Regions from separate parts of the Homo sapiens genome. Here region 2 is linked to region 1. Evidence: read pairs that join two places in POLR2A ChIA-PET (ENCODE). Cell type or tissue: GM12878. All regions are shown on one strand.

Region 1 (5,000 bases):
CCTGAGCTCAAGTGATCCTTCTGCCTCAGCCTCCCAAAGTGCTGGGATTACAGGTGTGAGCCACCATGCCTGCCCTTCATTTCACATTTTTATGATTCCCTCAGTCATCATCGATGCCAAGACCTCTGAACCATAGCACAGTAAATGGTGGAATCCATGGGCATGTTCCCCCCAGTAGTCATGGACAGCAGCCCAGGGATTTGGAAGAAGTTGACCTGTTAATGTAAAGGAGCTTTGTCACTGGACTCTGAGCTGGGAGGAGCTGGGGACCTCTTAGCACCCACAACCCAGGTATTAATTAGGACATGAGAATTAAGGGCAGAGTTAGCATCTACCAAGGCAGGAGGCTGGGAGGATGGCTGGGGCCACAGTGAGTTGGATGGGAGACATTGAATCAACAACAGGCCATGCTGTTGGGTGGAGGTCGAGAGCAACTTCTGGTGGAGACTGGAAGGAGAGAAACTGGAGACAGCAAAGGTGGATGACTAGCTTTCCTAGAAATAAGAACAGAAGGGCCAGGCATGGTGGCTCACGCCTGTAATCCTGGCACTTTGGGAGGTGGAGGGAGGAGGATTTCTTGAGCCCAGGAGTTCGAGACCAGCCTGGTCAACATAGGGAGATCCCATCTCTACAAAAAACATACAAAAAGTAAAAAAATAACCAGGCATGACGGCACACATGCACCTGTAGTCGCAGCTACTTGGGAGGCCAAGGTGGGAGGATCACTTAAACCCAGGAGATTGAGGCTGCAGTGAGCCAAGATCATGCCACTATACTCTACCCTGGGTGACAGAGTGAGACCCTGTCTCCAAAAAAACAAAAAAGAAGAGGAAGAAAGAAAGAGAGGAAGGAAGGAAGGAAGTGGGGGGGAGGGAAAGAAAGCAAGAAAGAAAGAAAGAAGAAAGAGAAAGAAAAGAAAGAGAGACAAAGAAAAGAGAGGAAATAAAAAGAAAGAAAGAAAGAAAAGAAAGAAAAAGAAAGAGAGAAAGAAAGAAAGAGAAAGAAAGAGGAAGGAAGGAAGGAAGGGGAAAAACAGAAGAATGGAGCAATAGCTAGAGGGCAAAGTGGGTCAAGGCAGGCTTTGATGGTGGCATTTACACAGAAGCTGTGTTTGCAGCTGATGGGAGGGATGCTGCTACCAAAGAGACAGCCCTGGGGACGTGGGAGGGGACCAGGGTCTAGTGTCCATGGGTAGGTCCCAGAGCTGGGACTAGAGCAAGACAAGCAAGTGTAAAATTTAGAAGGCATTCATTCTCAGGTGCCGACCCTCTACTGGTATGACCCCGGGGGTGAGTGACTCTTTAACTTTTATGCCCTGGGCGCCTTGCTGGCCTGTCTCACCCTAGTCCTGGCCCTGGTAGGCCCATCCACAATGCTAGGAGGGAAGGCAGACCTAGCTGCAGGGAGTTGGGAAACGTGGCCTTGGGAGCAGATGGAGAGCTCTCCTGGCAGCATCTATACCCGAAGATGGAAGGTAAGATTGTGGGCGGAGAAGAGATCCAGGTGCCTTGATGTGAGTGTTGAAGGTGGAAAGCATGCCAGAGCCAGGTGCTAAAATCTTCAGCAAATGATCAAGGGGGTGTGGCTGGGGGGTGGCAGGGCTGTGATGGCAACAAGAAGAGGAAGGTGGAATAGGGAAGGACAAAGTCTGGAGGCAGCTCTGAAAAGGAGACCCCACCCCAGGCTGCCGGGGAAGATTCAGGAAGCTGCAATGGTTTTTTATGAATTTTTTTTTAGAGAGAGAGTCTTGCTATGTTGCCCAAGCTGGCCTCAAGCTCCTGGGCTGAAGCAATCCTCCTGCCTCAGCCGCCTGAGTAGCTGGGACTACAGACTTGTGCCACAATGCCCAGCTGGCACTAGTTATTTTTGGCAGAAGGGAAGTTTCATCCTAAAGCCTGTCTCTTCAGCTCTGGGTGCCAGCTGGAGCCCCGGAAGAGGATCTGGCATCGTGTTTAGGCACAACCCTCACTCTGTCTTTCACTGGGCCAGCAAATATCTATCCATCCTCCCACCGCCTACTCCCAGCCAGCCATGTTCCTGACACTGAGGCCCAGAAGTGAGTCCTGCCCTCCCTGGGGGTGGGAGCCTCCTAAGCCAGCAGAGAGACAGATGCCCTGCAGATCCCCGCCCCGGTCAAGAGCAGGCTTCCATCAGTTCTGGTTCCCAGACTCTCCTCTCCTCAGGCTTCCATGAGTTCTGGTTCCAAGCCCCTCCCCTCCTCTCCCCTCCCCTCCCTCCCTCCCTCCCTCTCTCTCTTTCTTTCTCTCTCTATTTTTCTTTTTTCTCTTTTTGTTTCTTTCTCTTTTTCTGTCTCTTTTTCTTTCTCTCTCTCCTTTCTCTCTCTCCTTCTTTCTCTCTCTCCTTTCTTTCTTCTCTCTCTCTCTTTCTCTCTTTCTTTGTCTTGCTCTATAGCCTAGCCTAGAGTGCAGTGGCATTATCACAGCTCACTGCAGTCTCGACAACCTGGGCTCAAGTGATCCTCTCACCTCAGCCTCCCAAGTAGCTGGGACCACAGGCATGCACCATCACACCTGGCTAATTTTTTTTATTTTTTCTAGAGACGTGTCTCCCTGTGTTGCCCAGGCTGGTCTCAAACTCCTGGGCTCAAGCGATCTTCCTGCCCCATCCTCCTAAAGCACTGGGATTACAGGTATGAGCCACCACACCCAGTCCCAAGCCTCATGTTTTCACACACACACTCACACACACATGCAAACATGTACCCTCACTTCAATGCTATGAGGTGGGTCCTATTATCATCACTGTTTTATTTTCTTTCACATTTTAACATGAGATTTGGAGGGGACAAAACATCCAAACCATATCAAGCCCTCACCTCAGGCTGGGTTGCCCACTCGGAGTGGCACCCCAGGGTCACTGGCCACCACTTCCTAGGGTCAGTGATGTGGTCACCTTGGGATGAACGCACAGGATTTCATGGAGATCACCAAGTCAGGAGAGCTGGAATTTGAAAACAGTGGGACGGGGAGGGCTGTCATATCAACCAGGCCTCTGCAGGGCACTCATCTAGCCCTGCCTCTGGCTCAGCCTGAGCATGGGGCTGGCCACCAGCTAGGTGGCGCTGTCCTTGGAGGTTCTATATCACAGCCCTTTAGAGATCGGTGGTGCTGAAGGGCAGGGATCTTATTCCACCTTCTGAAGCTTCTGTCGAACCAGTTGTAAGGAGAATGGAGAGAGCAGTGAGAGTGGAGTCCGGGGTCCTGGTCGGGGTGGTCTGTCTGCTCCTGGCATGCCCTGCCACAGCCACTGGTAAGACACACCTGCTGGGCCTGCAGAGGTACTTGGTGTGGAGGAGTCAAGAGTGAGACAGGGACAGGGAGCAGTGGGCCGACCGCTCAGGAAACAGTCCTGTTTGGAGGCAGACCAGGGGTTGTGCATTCTCTCTGGGCAGGCGCTCTGCTCTTGCTGTATTTGTTTCGTTGTTTTTGTTGTTGTTGTTTGAGACAGAGTTTTGCTCTTGTTACCCAGGCTGGAGTGCAATGGCGCGATCTCGGCTCACTGCAACCTCCGCCTCCTGGATTCAAGCGATTCTCCTGCCTCAGCCTCCTGAGTAGCTGGGATTACAGGCACCTGCCACCATGGCCGGCTAATTTTTGTATTTTTAGGAGAGATGGGGTTTCACCATGTGGGCCAGGCTGGTCTCAAACTCCTGACCTCAGGTGACCCACCTGCCTCGGCCTCCCAAAGTGCTGGGATTACAGGCGTGAGCCACCGCACCTGGCCTGTCTTTATGTCTTAAGGGGGCCTGAGATTTGTTTTAATGAAGTATAGTAAGACAAGCAGATATGCAAATGACTATCATGAGGGAAGGAGTTTGCTCGTAGTTCCCTGTGAACAGGAAGCAGGCCATGCCACATAGGGCCACAGAGGGAAGCACCAGGTGGCATCAGCCAGGAGGCAGAGGGAGCAGGGGGAAAATGTGGGCAAGCCCCTTTGACACGGTTGCCACGGGAAGGAATAGGCAAGGCAGGCTAAAGAGGTTTACGATTGGCAGCAGGCTCTGGGGAAAGGGGCTGTCCCCAGCCAGCTTCCTGGTACCCGGCTCTGTGGTGATTATGGCTGGTGGATGGCAGCCAGGAGCTGAGAGCTGTATAAAGGAGGTGGTTGGGTATGGCTCTGGACTGGTTTGCCTTTGCTCCCTAGAGAGATGCCTGCCAATTCCACCTCCCCAGAGAGCTGCCTCCTATCTCTAGGAATTGTCTAGCCTGGGAGAGGCAGTCCTCCAGTCTTAGTCTGTTTGTGTTGTTGTAAAAGAATACAGGAAGCTGGGTAATTCACAAAGAAAAGAAGTTTAGTTAGGCCACAGTTCTGCAGGCCGTACAAGAAACATGGTGCCAGCTGGGCATGATGGCTCACACCTGTCGTCCCAGCACTTGGGGAGGCTGAGGTGAAAGGATTGCTTGAGCCCAGGGGTTTGAGACCAGCCTGGGCAACATAATGAGACCCCATCTCTACTTTTTAAAAAATAATTCAGGGCTGGGCATGATGGCTCATGCCTGTAATGCCAGCACTTTGGGAGCCCCAGGTGGATGGATTACTTGAGGTCAGGAGTTCGAGACCAGCCTGGCCAACATGATGAAACCCCGTCTCTACTAAAAATACAAAAATTAGCCAGGCGTTGTGGTGCACACCTGTAATCCCAGCTACTTGGGAGGCTGAGGCCCTGGAGTCGCTTGAACTCGGGAGTCAGAGGTTGCAGTGAGCCAAGATCGTGCCACTGCACTCCAGCTTGGTCAACAGAGCTAGACCCTGTCTCAAACACAAAAAATAAAAACAAAGAAATGGGCAAGTGGCTGGCCCCAAGGCACAAGGCCCTAGTGGCAGGCCCGGTCTGGCCTGGAGTGGAGTGGTAGTGACTCTCAGGCAGGCAGGGAGGAGGAAGTTGGGCGTCAACCTAAGACCAGGCTCACCGGCTTGCTGGGAAGGTTACCAAGATGCTGTGTGGTAAGTACTGAGAACAGCCTGAGGGTTTGTCTTTC
Region 2 (5,000 bases), 410 kb after region 1:
AAAGTTCCATGTATATTTTACCATAATAAGAAGACAGTCCCTACTTTCATAGAGCTTACATTCTCATGGGGTAAGACACATGATAAACATTTTAGCATGCAAATATATGTCAGGTTATGGTAAATGCTGTGAAAAAATTATATAAGGGCATAGAGCGTGATAAGGAGGAGGCGATGCTTTAGATAGAATGGTCCAGAAAGCTTCTCTGATGAGGCACCATAAAAGTAGAGACTTGAATGAAGTGGGAGTATAAGCCATGTGGGTCTGGGAGGAGAACTTTCTAGACAGTGGGAATAAATGCAAAAGTCCTGAGGCTGGAACATACTTTTCATGTACAAGGAACCTCAGGGAGGCCAGTGCGGCCTCAGCAAAGAAAGTAGAGTGTATAGATGAAGTAAGAAAGATGCCAGACTTTTTTCTGGGTGAGATCAGAAGGAGTTGGAGAGTTTGTAGCAAGGGAGTGATGTGATCTCACTTAAGAATTACTGTGAATGTTGGGCTGAGAATAGACTATGGGGAGGAGGGTAGAAATTTTTTTAAAATGCTTTGGAGAGATTGGAATCAGCGTAACAGATGATGATGGCTTGGGCTAGACAGATAGCGGTGGAGGTGGTGAGAAGTAGTCAGATTCTGAATATGTTCTGAAGATGACACTCCATGGTTTGCTGATGGATCCAGGATAAAGTGTGGGAGAAAGAGGGTCAATGGTAATTCTGTGGTTTTGAGTCTGAATAACTAGAAGAACAGAGCTTTCATTTACTAAGATGGAAAAGAATGGGAGGTAGAGATTTTAAGATAAATATCAAGAGTTGGGTTTTGGACATCTTAAGTTTCAGGTGCCTTATTAAAACTTTCCAGAGATGCCAATTTGGTAATTGGACATACTAGTCCAGAGTTTAGGGAAGAAGGTATGGCTGGAAATATAAATTTGGAGATTATAAGTGTATGGGTGACAGTAAAACTCTGAGACTGGATGAAATCTCACCAAAAGAGTGAATATAGATAGAAAAGAGATCTGAGGACTGGTCCTGAGCCCTCCAACAATTAGAAGTAGATAAAGAGAAACCATCATGGAGAGTGAGAAAGCAGCAGCCAGTAAGATAGAGGGGAAAAAGCCAAGAGGAAGTAATATCCTGGAAGCCAAGTGAAGAATGTGTTTCAAGAAGGAGGGAGTGATCAATGCTAGGTCAAATGCTTCTCCTGATAGGGAGGGAGGGAGCCTGGGACTGAGAAGTGATTATGGTATTTGGCAATGAAGAAGACATTAATGAACAGCTTCAGGGGATGCATGAGAATGAAAGCCTCACTGAGGTGAATTCAAGAAAAAAATTGGAAGCAAGGCAGTAAAGTTACTGAATATAGACAACCCTTGTATTAGTCTGTTCTCACACTGCTAATAAAGACATACCCAAGACAGGGTAATTTATAAAGGAAAGAGGTTTAATTGACTCACAGTTCCACATGGCTGGGGAGGCCTCACAATCATGGTGGAAGGTGAATGAGGAGCAAAGTCACGTCTTACATGGTGGCAGGCAAGAGAGCTTGTGTAGGGGAACTCCCCTTTATAAAACCATCAGATCTCGTGAGACTTACTATCACCAAGAACAGCATGGGAAAGACCCGCCCCCATAATTCAGTTACTTCCCACCAGGTCCCTCCCATGTCATGTGGGAATTATGGGAGCTACAATTCAAGATGAGATTTGGGTGGGGACACAGCCAACCCATATCAACCCCTTCAAGGAGTTTTGCAGTAAAGGGAAGCAGAGAAATGGAACTAGCTGGAGAAGGGATGGGGTCAAGGAGATCCTGGTAGAAGTGATCTAGTAGAGGGAAAACTGATGATGCCAGGGAGAAAAGGGACCGTTACAAGAAAATGGAATCCAGTCCACCAGTGGAGAGGCTGGTTTTAAATAAAAGCACAGATAGTTCATCTATTGTAATAAGAAGGAAGGCAGAGAATTTATTAATACAGATACAGGAGAGTTGGTAGATTTGATGGTGTGATCATGTAGATGTTTTCTTTGATTGCCTCTCAGGGAAATAAAGGAGGTTGGCACCTGGGTGTAAGGAGGGAAGAGAAGGTGTTGGAAGTTTGAAGAGAGATGTGAAATATTTGTCTCAGAGAATAGAAGAGTAAATTGGCCAGAGTATTATATTAGGAGATGCCGGGCACAGTGGCTCACACCTGTAATCCCAGCACTTTGGGAGGCCAAGGCCAGCAGATCACTTGTGGCCAGGAGTTCAAGACCAGCATGGCCAATATGGTGAAACCCCATCTCTACTAAAAATACAAAAATTAGCTGGGCATGGTGGGTAGACCCAGCTACTCGGGAGGCTGGGGCAGGAGAATATCTTGAACTCAGGAGGCAGAGGTTGCAGTGAGCCGAGATTGTGCCACTGCACTCCACCCTGGGCAATCGAGCGAGACTCTCTCAAAAAAAAAAAAAAAAAAAAAATCAGAAGAACTGGGCACCACTAAGGGCGCAGTTACAATAGTGGTCATGAGTTTAAAGTGAGAAAGGTCAGAACAGATGCGTTTTTTTCTCCAGCTATGTTCCCCTGCTCTGGTGTAGGCTTGGAACATGTGGACGGTTAGATTTAACCAGAGTTGGAGTTTTGTCAGAGAGTTGAGGATGTATGCTAGGGAGTGGTTATTATGACCCTTGGACTACAGGCAAGGTATGGATAGAAGTGAGACATGAGGCAGTCAGAGGGCAGGTTCATCTGTTAGCCTGTTTCCTCCACAGATCTGTATGCCACAACCCATTTCAACAGTGACCCTGCTGTACTTGTCAATGTAGAGCAACAATTATCTACCAGCCTGGATGATTTAACACCAGCACATGGTTCTGTCCCAAACAACGCTGTCCTGGGAAACAGGACAACTCCTCTGCGGACACTGCTGTTGTCTCCTGGGACTTCAGAACACAGAAAGATTTTTACCAAGAGGTCACTAAGCCCATCGAAGAGAGGATTCAAATGGAAGGACAATATCCTTGCCAACCTGAATCTAAAGCATGGTTTCCAAGATGCTACAGGCAGCGAGGCAAGTGTTGGCTTGTTTGTGTTTGTGCGAGAAACAGGTCAGGTTCGAGACCAGAATGAGGGTTCTGTTGGGAATGGAGGTGGTTCTGACCAACAGGGCTAGAAATTCAAAGAGATTTTCAGAGGCTGGTGGCTAATACTGCCAAGCTAACACCTGTTGAGCCTTCTGCCCTTGGGAAAGTCATTCCCCCACTGCTGCCATTTTCTCACCTATATCACAGGGAGAACTGTCCCTGATCTACTTCCGGCTGAAGATTGAACTCTGTAGCATCTATGTTTACAGTCTCATCATATTTACACATTTGCTTCGGCCACACATGAAATAGTTCTTATAAAAGCATTGCTTCAGGCTGGGCACAGTGGCGCATGCCTGTAATCCCAGCACTTTGGGAGGCTGAGTGGGTGGATCACCTCAGGTCAGGAGTTCAAGACCAGCCAGGCCAACATGGCGAAACCCCATCTCTACTGAAAATACAAAAATTAGCTGGGTGTGGTGGCGCACGCCTGTAGTGCCAGCTACTCTACTCGGGAGGCTGAGGCAGGAGACTCACTTGAACCCAGGAGGTGGAGGTTGCAGTGAGCCGAGATCACGCCACTGCACTCCAGCCTGGGTGACAGAGTGACTCAGTTTCGTAAAAAATAATAGTAATAAAAGCATTGCTTTGCTTTTCTGTCTAGAAGTTAAAAGGATTTAAAATTTTTTTCCAATGTAGAAGCAAACAGAAGATGAATTAGATTATCCAAGGGATTTTTAGTTCAGAGAATGATTTAAAAATCAAGAACCATTCCCACATAAACAATATACATGTAATTCATTTTATAAAATATCCTAGTGGCCAGGCACGGTGGCTTACATCTGTAATTCCACCACTTTGGGAGGCCGAGGTGGGCGGATCACCTGAGGTCGGGAGTTGGAGACCAGCCTGAGCAACGTGGAGAAATCCCATCTCTACTAAAAATAGAAAATTAGCCGGGCTTGGTGGTACCTGCCTGTAATCCCAGCTACTTGGGAGGCTGAGGCAGGAGAATCACTTGAACCTGGGAGGCGGAGGTTGTGGTGAGCCGAGATCGCGCCATTGCACTCCAGCCTAGGCAACAGAGTGAGACTCTGTCTCCAAAAAAAAAAAAATAAAATAAAATAAAATATCCTAGTATGATAGTGTCATACAATAAAACTTTTATCATTATCACTTCTTAACAAGTTTTGCTCCTGCCTTTGCATACATCCCTTGTGGAGAATGCCTTCTACTCTCCTCTCTTGTCTTTTTGAATGTTCATTTTTCTCCAGGTTCTACTTCCATCATGAGGAAGATCCATCCATGTGGTTAGAGGAACCCCAGCTCTTAGAGTCTTCTCTTCCCTTGTACCCAAGAACCTTTGCCATAGGAACCATTTGTCAATTAATAATTTACTGCCCTGTAAGGAAGCAGGAGATTTGGTCAAAAACAGCCATTTCTAGTTACTTATTTTTCAGTTGTTGGAAATCTTACACATTGGGGTGGGTTTACAGGGTTTTTGTTTGTTTGTTTGGAGTGTTTTTTTGTTTTTGTTTTCTACTGTTAAAGACTTCCTATTCAGTTTTCAGAACTTTGGAAGTGGCTGTAATTTTTGTGCACCAAAGGGGGCAGTCTTGTAATGTTTTATTTAGTTTTTTGGCCTCTTTTCATTCTCAGTCCCCTATGCCTATTTTACCAGACAAGAACACTAACTGTGTGTTACTGTATTCAGAGTGAAGATCCAGCAACATTTAGCATATTTGGGATGTTATATTAATCAGACATGCTCTAGGAAATTTTTTAACCTCTATTTCATGTTATATTGTTAAAATCTGGCTAGATGCTGTGGCTCACACCTGTAATCCCAACACTCTGGGAGGCCAAGGTGGAGGATTACTTGAAGCCAGGAGTTTAAGATCATCCTGGGCAACATAGGAGACCCTCTCTCTACAAAAAA

What was found. Peaks named below come from ENCODE experiments on the same cell type or tissue, not always from the same donor. Only the 100,000 strongest peaks of a DNase experiment are listed, where the experiment ranks them.
Region 2: POLR2A ChIA-PET joins it to region 1 with 5 read pairs; 3 of 35 experiments call an interaction of 5 or more read pairs at or near these places.

Annotation. Positions count from the first base shown.
Region 1 is chr16:66,958,120-66,963,119 of GRCh38, forward strand. It overlaps CES3 (carboxylesterase 3), which reads left to right and starts at 3,147. Exons shown (of 13, transcript NM_024922.6): 1 at 3,147-3,270. The coding sequence starts at 3,189. RefSeq lists enhancers at 2,789-3,038, 2,843-3,344, 3,129-3,338. In GM12878, a CTCF peak has its summit at 3,075; DNase peaks (open chromatin) are centred at 3,113 and 3,950.
Region 2 is chr16:67,368,195-67,373,194 of GRCh38, forward strand. LRRC36 (leucine rich repeat containing 36) reads left to right here. Exons shown (of 14, transcript NM_018296.6): 9 at 2,750-3,048. Among named protein-coding and RNA genes, the nearest start is that of TPPP3, 23 kb to the right of the region's middle. In GM12878, a CTCF peak has its summit at 4,664; no DNase peak of the experiment used is centred here.